2 separate regions of the Homo sapiens genome follow, and region 1 is linked to region 2. A link is a loop called in an ENCODE intact Hi-C map of the cell type or tissue named here. Cell type or tissue: natural killer cell. All regions are shown on one strand. Links, peaks and the distances in the headings refer to the core of each region. The heading gives the core; the rest is flanking DNA. Region 1 has its middle 22 kb from the start of PIK3C2A. Region 2 overlaps KCNJ11 (potassium inwardly rectifying channel subfamily J member 11).

Evidence for each region. A loop is a pair of places that touch in the nucleus more often than their neighbours do. Peaks named below come from ENCODE experiments on the same cell type or tissue, not always from the same donor. Only the 100,000 strongest peaks of a DNase experiment are listed, where the experiment ranks them.
Region 1: it touches region 2 in a loop (11-fold over the local background); 25 of 110 quality-filtered maps call a loop at or near these places.

What each region holds. Positions count from the first base shown.
Region 1 is chr11:17,228,438-17,231,343 of GRCh38, forward strand. It overlaps the pseudogene RPS2P40. Among named protein-coding and RNA genes, the nearest start is that of PIK3C2A, 22 kb to the left of the region's middle. In natural killer cell, for the core only: CTCF peaks have their summits at 1,852 (motif pointing right) and 2,055; DNase peaks (open chromatin) are centred at 1,834 and 2,624.
Region 2 is chr11:17,382,723-17,385,628 of GRCh38, forward strand. KCNJ11 (potassium inwardly rectifying channel subfamily J member 11) reads right to left here. Exons shown (of 1, transcript NM_000525.4): 1 at 2,526-2,906. Among named protein-coding and RNA genes, the nearest start is that of KCNJ11, 4.5 kb to the right of the region's middle. In natural killer cell, for the core only: CTCF peaks have their summits at 1,400 (motif pointing right) and 1,607; a DNase peak (open chromatin) is centred at 1,389.

The DNA.
Region 1 (2,906 bases), core at 322-2,821, 150 kb before region 2:
GATAAGGAGTGGATGCCCGTCACCAAGCTGGGCCGCTTTGTCAAAGACGTGAAGATCAAGTCCCTGGAGGAGATCTATCTCTTCTCCCTGCCCATTAAGGAATCAGAGATCATTGACTTTTTCCTGGCGGCTTCTCTCAAGGATGAGATTTTGAAGATTATGCCAGTGCAGAAGCAGACCCGTGCCGGCCAGCGCACCAGGTTCAAGGCGTTTGTTGCTGTCGGGGACTACAATGGCCACGTCGGTCTGGGTGTTAAGTGCTCCAAAGTGGTGGCCACCGCCATCCGTGGGGCCATCATCCTGGCCAAGCTCTCTATTGTCCCCGTGCGCAGAGGCTACTGGGGGAACAAGATCAGCAAGCCCCACACCGTCCCTTGCAAGGTGACAGGCCGCTGCGGCTCTGTGCTGGTGCGCCTCATCCCTGCACCCAGGGGCACTGGCATCGTCTCCGCACCTGTGCCCAAGGAGCTGCTCATGATGGCTGGTATCGATGACTGCTACACCTCAGACCGGGGCTGCACTGCCACCCTGGGCAACTTCACCAAGGCCACCTTTGATGCAATTTCTAAGACCTACAGCTACCTGACCCCTGACCTCTGGAAGGAGACTGTATTTACCAAGTCTACCTATCAGGAATTCACTGACCACCTCGTCAAGACCCACACCAGAGTCTCCGTGCAGTGGACCCAGGCTCTAGCTGTGGCTACAACATAGGGTTTTTATACAAGAAAAATAAAGTGAATTAAGCGTGAAAAAAAAAATTACACCCAGATCCATGGCTGGGCATGGTGGCTCACACCTGTAATCCCAGCACTTTGGGAGGCCGAGGCAGGTGGATCACCTGAGGTCAGGAGTTTGAGACCGGCCTGGCCAACATGGTGAAACCCAGTCTCTACTAAAAAAATACAAAAATTAGCCAGGCGTGGTGGTGCATGCTTGTAATCCCAGCTACTTGGGAGGCTGAGGCGGGAAGATCGCTTGAACCTGGGAGGTGGAGGTTGCAGTGAGCCAAGATCGTGCCGCTGCACTCCAGCCTGGGTGACAGAGCAAGACTCTGTCTCAAAAACAACACAAAACAAAAAACCCACAGATCCTGAGGGGGGAAACATGGCAGTTCTTGGCCTCCTCCGGGGCCCTGAGTATTGCTATACACACAGGAGACATTCAGTACCCAAGTGATTATTGATATAATTCAAGAGATTCAATGGTAATGAATCACCAGAGCAAGACGGTGTCTCACTCTCTTGCCCAGGCTGGAGTGCAGTGACCAGATCATAGCTCACTGCAGCCTTAACTCCTGGGCTCAAGGGATCTTCTTGCCTCAGCTTCCTGAGTAGCTGGGACCATAGGCAGTTGCCACCACACACAGCTATTTTTTAAAAACTTTTTTTGTAGAGATGGGGGTCTCTTCATCTTGCCCAGGCTGGTCTCAAACTCCTGGGCTCAAGCAATCCTCCTACCACAGCCTCCCAAGTAGCTAGGACTCATGTGTACAGCTAATTTTTTTTTTCTTTGAGGCAGGGTTTCACTCCTGTCTCCCAGGCTGGAGTGCAGTGATGCCATCTCTGCTCACTGCAACCTCTGCCTCCCCGGTTCAGGAAATCCTCCTGCCTTAGCCTCCCGAGTAGCCGAGACTACAGACGCACACCACCACATCTGGTGAATTTTCATATTTTGTAAAGACAGGGTTTTGCCATGTTGCCCACGTTGGTCTGGAACTCCAGGGCTCAAGTGATCCGCCCCCCTAGGCCTCCCAAATTGCTGGGACTACAAGCCTAAGCCAAGGCATCTGGCCCCAAATTGATTTTTAAAGCAGCATTTTACTTTAGCTCCAGCAGAGGGAGCCAGGTCCATGTTGATTAAAGGCAAAACAAAAAATCCAAAACAAAACAAAAGAAAGAAAACTAACAAACAAAAATGGGAGGTTCAGGCAAAGAGATTCCTTTTTCAAAGAAAATGCCGTCTAATTTCCGAAGTATTGTATTTCCGCCTTCCTTTGAAATCCCTGAGCAGCTCTTTCCTCTCTGAGACTTTAGGGCATAAATCTGAAGTTGAGACAGGTCACAATAGAAAACTTTCACTTTTTTGAGTCCTTTTCAAGGTACAGAATGTCAGTTTGTGTAAACATTATTTGACGCTGAAGACTCAGCTTAAATTTCCCATTTATGGGCCAGGTGTGGTGGCTCATGCTTGTTAATCTCAGCACTTTGGGAGGTTGAGGTGGGCAGATCACCTGAGGTCAGGAGTTCGAGACCAGCCTGGCCAACATGGCGAAACCCCATCTCTACTAAAAATACAAAAATTAGCTGGGCATGGCGGCACGTGCCTGTAATCCCAGCTACTCAGGAGGCTGAGGCAGGAGAATCACTTAAACCTGGGAGGAGGAGGTTGCAGTGAGCAGAGATCATGCCACTCCACTCCAGCCTAGGCAACAGAATGAGACTGTCTCAAAAAACAAAAAAAAAAAAGGTGATAAAACATAACATAAAAATTACCATCTTAATCGTTTTTAAGTATACGGTTCAGTGATATTAAGGACATTCATGTCATTGCACAACCATCACCACCATCCATCTCCAGAACTCTTTTCATCTTGTGAAACTGAAAGTCTGTACCCATTAAACAACTCCCACTTCCCCCTCCCACCTAGTCCCTGGCAACCACAATTCTACTTTCTGTCTCTATTGATTTGACTACTCCAGGTACTTCACATAAGTGGAATCATACAGTATTTGCCTTTTTGTGACTGGCTTATTTCACTTAGCATTATGTCCTCAAGGTTCATCCATGTTGTAGCATGTGTCAGAATTTCTTTCTTTTTTAAGGCTAAATAATATTCCATTGCATATGTATATCACACTTTGTTTATCCATTTACCTATTGGTGGACACTTGGTTGTGTTCCAC
Region 2 (2,906 bases), core at 103-2,602:
GGACATGTCTCACACCATTGATATGAGTTGGGGACAGATGGGTGGCAGATGTGCCCAATCAGGCTGCATTGACACCTGACTGGCTGGAAGAAGAGCCTGTAAAGCAAAGAGCCCAGTCTTCCTGTAAGAAGGAAGAAGATGGAGGGCTCATCATGCACGTGGGCCAGAAAAAGTGCCAGTGAGGTTGTTCTGACTCCATAGGTGTTCTGGACATAATCTAGGCTGTCACAAAACAGCCAAGCCTGCTGCCAGTTTCCAATCTGGGATCTCAGGGAGGCCCAGGGGCTTGCTGAGTTCCACCTTCCCTCTTTCCCTTGGTTTGGAGACAACTTTCTCCCTGTGGTGAATGTGACACTTAGAACAAGGTGCAGCCCTACTAAAAGCTGGAGCTTAGGTCACTGGGACTGTGTGCTAGGGGAAAGAGGGGGAGGGAAGAGCAGGGCTGTGGCATTAGACAGACTTTGGCTGAAATCTTGGACCTGCCTCCTACTAGCTGTGAGATCTTAGCAAATTACTTCCTGCTATAGGCTAAATGTCTGTGTCCCCCTAAAATGCACATGTTAAATCCTGATGCCCAAGGTGATGGTATTTGGAAGCGGGGCCTTTGGGAGGTGATGAGGGTGGAATCCTCATGAATGGGATTAGTACCCTTATGTAACAAGGCCCCAGAGAGCTCCCTCACACCTTCCACCATGTAAGATTACAGGGGAAAGACAGGCCCTTCAGCAGACACTGAATCCACTGGCACCTTGATCTTGGACTTCCTAGCCTCCAGACTGTGAGTAATAAATGTCTATTGTTTATAAGCCACCCAGTCTATGGTATTTTGTTATAGAAGCCTGAATGGTCTAAGACACCACCCTTTCTGACCCTGTGTCCTCATCTACAAACTCAAAGAAGAACAGTGCTTCTCTCATAGTCCTGCTGGGCCACAGTGATACATGGTACTTCCCTTCTCCTTTTCAGGGGCCCTGGAGTTGAGACAGCTCTGCACATAGCGTGTGGATGGGCCAGACTGCTTCCTCTGCTGTCACATGATGACTAAGGGATGCAATCCTGGAGGCAGAATATCACAAACAAAATTATCACAGAAGTTCCTGCTGGGCTGAGTAGTGCTCAGGTGAACTTCTTTGTCCAGTTGAGGCCAGTGCCATAGAGAAAGGGTGCCCCCAGATGGAGGTAGCACCATCAGTGGGCAAGAACACCTTCGCGGAGGAGGGAGGCTTGGTCGAACTGCCTCTCTATGCCTGGAGCTTTCCAGCCCCTCCCTGGGTTATGCCTTAAGGCTGGGGGTCTCCCTCAGAGTTGGTGGAAAACCTAGGACCAGTGGTCCTGATTTTTCTCTGCCGAAGTAAGTCTTCTCTGTGGCCAGCAGGTGGCGCTAAGCCCTCAGTTCTGTGGGCTTCACACTCACCAGCAGCTTAAGGTCCCTGAGGGGTGGAGGAAGGTTACTCTGGTTTGGGCTCCAAGGATGGTACTGCCAGCAGGTCCTTAGTGAGTCTGGCCTTTCTCCTTGGCCTTAATGGCAGCCAAGCTGAGTCGCAAGAGCCAGCCTCCTAGGATCCTGGGCTGACTCTGAGTAGCTTTCACCCCTTCACCCTCAAAACCAGAAATGGGTCAGCTCTGCAAGGAAGGGAATCAGCGCTGGGGACTGCATGGGTGCTGGGAGAGGGCAGCTTAGAGCTCAGACCAGCAGCGGCAACTTCCTGGCCCCTTGGCCCTGCCTCTGGAGCCGCCTGAGACAGACCCTCACTGATGCCCTGTCTGCAGGCCTCACACTGTAGCAATAACCCTGGCTTTTTGTCCTGTACGCCATCCATCCGTTATTCATTCATTCATTTGTTCATTCATGTAGCACCTACTCCATGTAAGCCAGCCACAGTGCTGAGTCACAGTCCCTGACCTCAGGAAGCCATGGACTTGTGGATGGGGAGACAGACCCCTAAACGTAGGCAAAAGGAGAATGCCCACAGCACAGCAGAGGGAAGGGACCTTCCTTTTCCAGAGAAATCAGGGAAGGTTTCGAGGAGGCATCACTCAGCCTGGATTTTTATGGATTTCAACAGACAGAGATGAGGCCTGGGCAGTCCAGGCCAAGGGAGTAACATAAGCAAGGTCTGGGAGGTAGGAAGCTCAACATTATGTGTCAGGAGGGATAGGACAGCGAGGTACCTAGGGAAGTGGGTGGGCAAGTGCAGACTCCTGGCAAGAAAACAGTGGGCCATAAGGCCGGAGAGGCAGTCACAGCCTGAAATGGCTGCTAAGAAGCTAGCCTTGACCCAGAGGTGATGGGGAACTACCGAAGGTATTTCATGATGAGGGTGGGGGGTGACCCACCCTTCTAAGACCACCCTGGAGGCTGTGTGGCAGATGGACTACAGTGGGTGAGATGGAGACAAGGGGACCAGGTCACAGGCATTGCCACAGCCCCTAAAATCGTGGTCTCAGCTAGGAGGGGACACCGTGTGGAAAGAAAGACCTGGCAAAGAAACATGACCAAGGGCAAAATAAAAGCACCGTCTCTCTTTAACACTTGTTTGGCCGTTTCCTCAGCATGTAGCTGATTCAGCAGCAATCACAATAGTTAACATTTATTGAGCACTTACTGTAGACCAGGCACTTCAGCATTTTACATATTTTTCATTTACTTCCAAAACAATTCTATGAGGTAGGTACTATTAGCATCCATGTTATAGAAGAGGCAACTGAGACACAGAGAGGCTAAGTTACTTGACAAAAGTCATACAGCTAGAGCCAGGATTCGAACCCAGGCAGTTGGCTCGAGAGTTAGTGCTCCAATTACTACACTAATGCCTATGACACCTCTATACCTCTCCCTGGGCACTCCAGCCTTCCAGCAGGTCCCTGGGAGTAGAGACAGAGCCCAGGGCTGCAAAGCCTGGTGA